Linked DNA regions of Homo sapiens: region 2 is linked to region 1. A link is an interaction called in ENCODE POLR2A ChIA-PET data of the cell type or tissue named here. Cell type or tissue: HepG2. All regions are shown on one strand. Each heading gives the region's core, and the rest is flanking DNA. Links, peaks and the distances in the headings are about the cores only. Region 1 overlaps WNK2 (WNK lysine deficient protein kinase 2). Region 2 overlaps WNK2 (WNK lysine deficient protein kinase 2).

Region 1 (2,898 bases), core at 152-2,651:
TTTCTTGGGTGTGTGCCAGCCGAGCAGCTGTCGTTAGGGGCTGGGGGAGGACGGGAGGACGGTGATGATCTCCCAGTCTTGTTAAAGGTGACACCTAGTCATTGAGTGGCACTGGCCTGGCCCCAGGCAGCCACCAGCCCACGTCCCTGCATGTCAGGGCTTCCTGAGGCCTCCTGAGCAGCACTGCAGCCTGCTTGCTGGTGGAGAGCCCTGGCAGTCTGGGATGGAGCCCCTGTGAGCCCAAGTCCCCAAGCATGCCAGGCAAGCCACCATAAGCTCACTATAAGCCCACAACCTTCAGGGCACACAGCCATGAATTATACCCATTACACGAATTCAGAGACAGTTCCCAGAGCTAAGGGAAGACTGAGATGAGAAGTACACAGGCCACTGTGTGCCTGGGTGTGTCTTCTGTCACTATATTTGCTCAACACAAGTCCAGCACGGCAGTGGGGGCTGGTAGAGACTGGGCACTTTCTTTGCTCTTCCCCATCACTCCTCTGTGGGAGATGTGGCCATGTGCCTGTGGTCTGCAGGAGACGTGAGCTTCCCCAAGGTCACCCAGCAATAAGCAGGCAGAACAGACTCAATCCACACGGCCCCGACCCGGCGGCGCCTCATCGTGCCTGTCGCCTCTTCTCCCCCCGCCCAGGTCACTTGGCTGACTCCAGCAGAGGCCCTCCCGCTAAGGACCCTGCCCAAGCCAGTGTGGGGCTCACTGCAGACAGCACGGGCCTGAGCGGGAAGGCAGTGCAGACCCAGCAGCCCTGCTCCGTCCGGGCCTCCCTGTCTTCGGACATCTGCTCCGGCTTAGCCAGTGATGGAGGCGGAGCGCGTGGCCAAGGTGATTTCCAGCTTGCCTGTCTCCGAGCATGTGCTAGCCACGTAGGGCCTCAGTGGTGTCCCCAGGAGCACGCCCGTGTTGTGTAGAGGGGTTGCAAGCTGTGGCAAAGGCTGTTGAGAGGCTTCTTTTAAAAAGGATAAAAAAAAAAAGGTGTAGTCTTTGGATGAAAGGAATGGAATTGTCCCATCCACCACCAAGTCTTGCTTGTAAGCAGCTCAGGGGGAGGTGATGCTTTGCTAGAGTGGACCTTGGGGAAGTGGCTAGGACTGGGGAGGGCAGGGGACCTGGCATCCGGCTGTGTGCTCCGGCGCCAGTTCCCAGGCACTGGCTGCCCCACCCCCACCCCCACAGCGGAGCCAGATGGTGCTAAACACCGGGTCCTTCCAAAGTCCAGAGGGACGGCTGGGGGGACGAGGGCACAGCTTTCGAGCTGGGAGTTTGGCCTTGAGGAGGAAATTCTCTCGTCAACGCTGCGTGGACAGCAGCAGCTGCTCAATAAGGTGCTCTCCTGTCCTCACCATCTCTGTCCAGAGAAATCATGGTGACCATGAAGCCGCCCCGCCCCGCCCACCCCACCCTGCCCGCCCCTCTCCGGGCTGCTTCTCTTCTGCTCTCCCGCTGCCTCCTTCCCATTACATGGTCAGTGGCTTTGGTGCTCCGGGCTGGGCTAGATGGAGCCGTGGATGTTAAGTGACGAGGCTGGTGTGGCTGTTGGTGTGGAGGAGGAATCGCAGCAACCTGTACTTGATGAGTGTCTCTTTGTTTTCTTCCCTTTATATTCATTTGCAGGCTGGACGGTTTACCACCCAACGTCTGAGAGAGTGACCTATAAGTCTAGTAGCAAACCTCGTGCTCGATTCCTCAGTGGACCCGTATCTGTGTCCATCTGTCTGTATTTGTTCTTTTGTATTTTATCACCTCCTGGCCCTTGGTTTTCTCCCCCCACCCCCTCCCTGTCTTCATTACCTTTCATACATTTCATAGGATGCCTCCCCCACCCCATCGAAGTCACCTATTTAATATCAAAGTGGAACCCCATGAGCCGGTCCCCTGGAGCGGCGGCCGCCAGCGCCTACCCCCAAGCCCCACACAGCGTGTGTGCATGCTCATGGCTGGTGCCTGGGCACGGAAAGCATGTGCAGCGGCTGGCCTGCCTTCCGCCCCGGGCACCTCTGCCCAGAAGGACTGGAGCCCTTTGCATTCTTTTCGTCACCTCATTTATTTAATTTTTTTTTTTATGTTGGATGTAGTTTTTTTTTCTGTTGCAATTGTGGCAAATATACATGTCCGCTGTCCCCAGTTCCAGCGACAACAAAAAGACAACCCCAACCTCCTCCAGATGCACAGTGTGTGTCACGCGTGTCTGGACTGTGAAGACATGCACATAGCGAGCCTATACGGTTCTAAAGGTCACTGGAGGGCGTGGTTTCTGTACCAGGGCCAAATCCCAGCACCCAGTACCCTGCACACCCACCGCCCTGTGCCCTGCATGTGGAAATGCTGAGAGAACGTGCTCCAGTTCGGGCCTCCCCAGCCCCTCCCCACTGGAAGGGCAGGTCTGGTCCCCTTTGTCATTGCTCCTCACCCACTGCTGTCTCCAACCCCAAATAGGAGAGTGACGGCCACCTGGGCAGCTCTTCTTTGGAGCATGCATCCTGCTTGGCCGGCTCCTCCTCCTCCTCCAGCCAGTGGGAGCACTTTACTTGCTGTATTTTCCTGTGACCTCCCATGACCGCAGGGATGAAGTCAATGACGCAGTTCCTCCAATTGCTACTAAGCCAAAACCCAGTCCCAGCCTTGCTCAGATCCCCTGGAACACAGTTAGTGCCCAGGAACTCCATCTCCAGGGAAGGCTCTGCCTGCTTGGGGCCATCCCAAAGCACGCAGTTTGTTTTTAACCCTCAGGACGATCGGCCAGTGAACCAAAAGCTGTGAGATTTTTAGGCTTTTGTCTTTTTAACAGGAAAATTAAGCTTTTTCAACAATTGGATTGGATATGCTGGTTTGGGGCACGTGACTTTTTGCTTGTACAATAAAGATACATTGTGCTTGTT
Region 2 (2,898 bases), core at 304-2,803, 59 kb before region 1:
CAAATCCTCTTTTGTATCATTGAATCTTTTATGAGCATGTTTTTTTTTTTTATAATGAGGGGGAATAAAGGAAGTCTTAAAACACTATGTGTTAATAGTAAGACTGGATTCACTGAAATCTTTTCTTTACCCCTGGGAGTGCTGAGACATGAGGCCTGGCCTCAGGCTCCTGCAGGTGTGCCTGTCCTTGTCCTGGTGCGCATGGACACAGGAGCCTGGGCATGGAGGCCCTGGCGCCCGTGCCCCTGCCTGTCAGCTGCTCTCCCTCCAGGTACGAGATCAAAGACCTGCTGAGCCACGCCTTCTTCGCAGAGGACACAGGCGTGAGGGTGGAGCTCGCGGAGGAGGACCACGGCAGGAAGTCCACCATCGCCCTGAGGCTCTGGGTGGAAGACCCCAAGAAACTGAAGGGAAAGCCCAAGGACAATGGAGCCATAGAGTTCACCTTCGACCTGGAGAAGGAGACGCCGGATGAGGTGGCCCAAGAGATGGTAAGCAGGACTCAGATGGGGTGAGGTGGGTGCAGGTGTTGGCAGCTCGTGGTTTCCAAGGATGAGAACAAAAGTGGGCTGAGGGGGCTTGCTCCGGAGGGGACTGCAAGGCCAGTGGGTGTGGCGGTGCCATCCAGGCAGGTGTGGGCAGCTGAGGTCTCACAGCCTGGCCACGTCTGCCTAGGGTCTGCACAGGGGTGGCCTAAGTGGGAGTCCCCTCAAAAACACAGCACCCAGGGGATTAGCAGCTCCGAGCCAGTGCAGTGCGGGAATTCAGGGTGGGTGTGCAGAGAGCAACCCAGGACCTCTGACTTGTCAGAAAGGCCTCGCTTGCTTTGCCGGACTCTTGCTGACTTTGTGTCAGTGTGGTGGCTTTGGGTTTGGGATCTTCGCCTTTCCTTTTGTTTGGGAGCACTGTTACATTGGGTTTCTGGGACTTGGGACTTTTCCACCTAGAAAGGCGGGTTGGGGGTACCTTTCCGCCTCTTCTCTTCCTCCTGCTCCTCTCATCATCTTCAGCTCTGTGGATGAGGAGTGGGTTGGGGCTGGCAGCAGAAGTGCCGCTTTGTGCTGGGGTGTCATCGAGGCCTCATTGGAGGGGGCGCTGAGCCGACTGGAATGAGAGGCAGAAGAGACAGGGCCACAGGCACAGGCAGAAAGGAGTGGGAGTGGTCCAGGTGCAGTGGTAGGAGGAGAGGCCACGCTGACGATGCCAGGGGGTCAGCGGTGGAATGGGAATTGTGTGGGATGTGGGGACAGGTGCAGCAGGTGGGACAGATCTAGATTATTCTGACTTGATTCTCAGGTCTGTGCCATCCAGTAAAATCGCCACTGCCCACATGTGCTATTAAAATATAAATTAATTAAAATTTAAAATCCACTTTCTCAGTCCTACTGGCCACATTTCAAGTGCTCTGTGCCAAGTGTGGTTAGTGGTTCTTGTCTTGAACAATGCAGGACGTTTCTGGCCTGGAATGTTCTGTGGGGCACTGCTGCCCTGGGCCGGGGGCTGTTAGAAGTTCTTGGACAAGCAGACTTTGGTCACACCCCTGCAGGGATAGGGCATGTTTGCTGGGCATTGGGCAGTGGACGCCAGAGAGGGACAGTGGTGGGAACCTGGCCTGGGAGGGCCCCAGGGCCAACACTGCTGCCTGAGAACCCTAGTGCAGGGCCTAGAGACAGACAGAGACGTCTTTGTTGTTGGTTACAAAACATGAACAAACGTTGACATTAAGTCAGACAACTTGATACGAAGGACAGGAATGTCTGCACCGGAACAGGTGAAAACAAAGTCACAACGGGGAAGACCAGTGGGAACGAGAGGCTAGGAAGAAGGCAGTTAGTATTGCATGGTAAGAAAGTTGCGCATTTGCAGTGAACACCTGAGCAGAAATAAATCCGGTGTGCTCATGATAGCCCTCGGCTCATGTGTCCTGACCACAGAGGTGCTCGCTGTTTTTTCTTTCTTTTGAATAAGCTTTTTACTGAATACATCACGTCTGTTGAAAATGTCCATCAGTCACCAGTTCCAGGCTGATGATTCTTCCCAAGCTTCACTTCTCCAGGCCGGGCTGGGTCTCAGTAAAAAGAAGTGGAGGGGGTTGCAGAGAGGTGGGAGGGGCGGCTGCTCTGGAAGGTTCCTGCGGAGGTCTGACTCGGGTGTGGAAACTGAGGCTTGGTGATACCATGGAAGGTGCTTGGGCCCTTGGAGCCAGGAATGCTGGGGTGCCAGTGAGCTGCGTGTTTGTCACAGACTCTGCTCCTCCTGGCAGCTCCTTGTCCATGGGGGCACTGGTATGTGGTACATGAGGGATTCAGTGGGCCACATGGTGTAGGTTACGCCGTGAGGTCAGTGCAGGGAGCAGCAGTCTCTCAGCTGGACTTCCTGCAGCCGCGACCCCTGAGGAAGGAAGCAGGTGGAACTGGACTGCTCCTGGGGCTGGCTGTGTGGCTGAGGACTTTGGGCTACTTGAGCTAAGGTCCTGCTGGGGTCTTGGCACGCTTCCTGCTGCTCCTAACCTCACCACAGCTGTAGGATGGGGTGTTCCTGGTGTGGACCTGAGTGCAGGGCCTCAGTGACTGGGACTTGGACTGGAGGAGACACCTCCTCAGGCTGCCAGTGCCTTGGGCCAGGGCTCTGCCTTCCCCTGCACAGTGGCCCATGTCCTGGGCTGTGATAGCACAGTGAGGATGGCTACAGCTCCCACTGTGGGGTGGCGCCCAGGCTGGCTTCTCTGTGGGGCTCCTGCAAGCTGGCTGCACTATCACCGCAGATGCTGCAAAGTGGCCACCTGTGTCCCCACCTGGCCCATTCTCATCTGGCTTGTCTCTGCTCACATCCCTGACCCAGACACAGAAGCCTCTGCTATGAGCAGATCTAATGGGGTTGATGAGCTCTGTGCTTCCT

What was found. Peaks named below come from ENCODE experiments on the same cell type or tissue, not always from the same donor. Only the 100,000 strongest peaks of a DNase experiment are listed, where the experiment ranks them.
Region 2: POLR2A ChIA-PET joins it to region 1 with 10 read pairs; 3 of 35 experiments call an interaction of 5 or more read pairs at or near these places.

What each region holds. Positions count from the first base shown.
Region 1 is chr9:93,298,418-93,301,315 of GRCh38, forward strand. WNK2 (WNK lysine deficient protein kinase 2) reads left to right here. Exons shown (of 30, transcript NM_006648.4): 25 at 653-844; 26 at 1,634-1,732. Among named protein-coding and RNA genes, the nearest start is that of WNK2, 120 kb to the left of the region's middle. RefSeq lists enhancers at 335-835, 2,784-2,898. In HepG2, for the core only: no CTCF peak of the experiment used is centred there; DNase peaks (open chromatin) are centred at 574 and 1,224.
Region 2 is chr9:93,239,486-93,242,383 of GRCh38, forward strand. It overlaps WNK2 (WNK lysine deficient protein kinase 2), which reads left to right. Exons shown (of 30, transcript NM_006648.4): 7 at 272-491. Among named protein-coding and RNA genes, the nearest start is that of WNK2, 57 kb to the left of the region's middle. In HepG2, for the core only: no CTCF peak of the experiment used is centred there; a DNase peak (open chromatin) is centred at 1,666.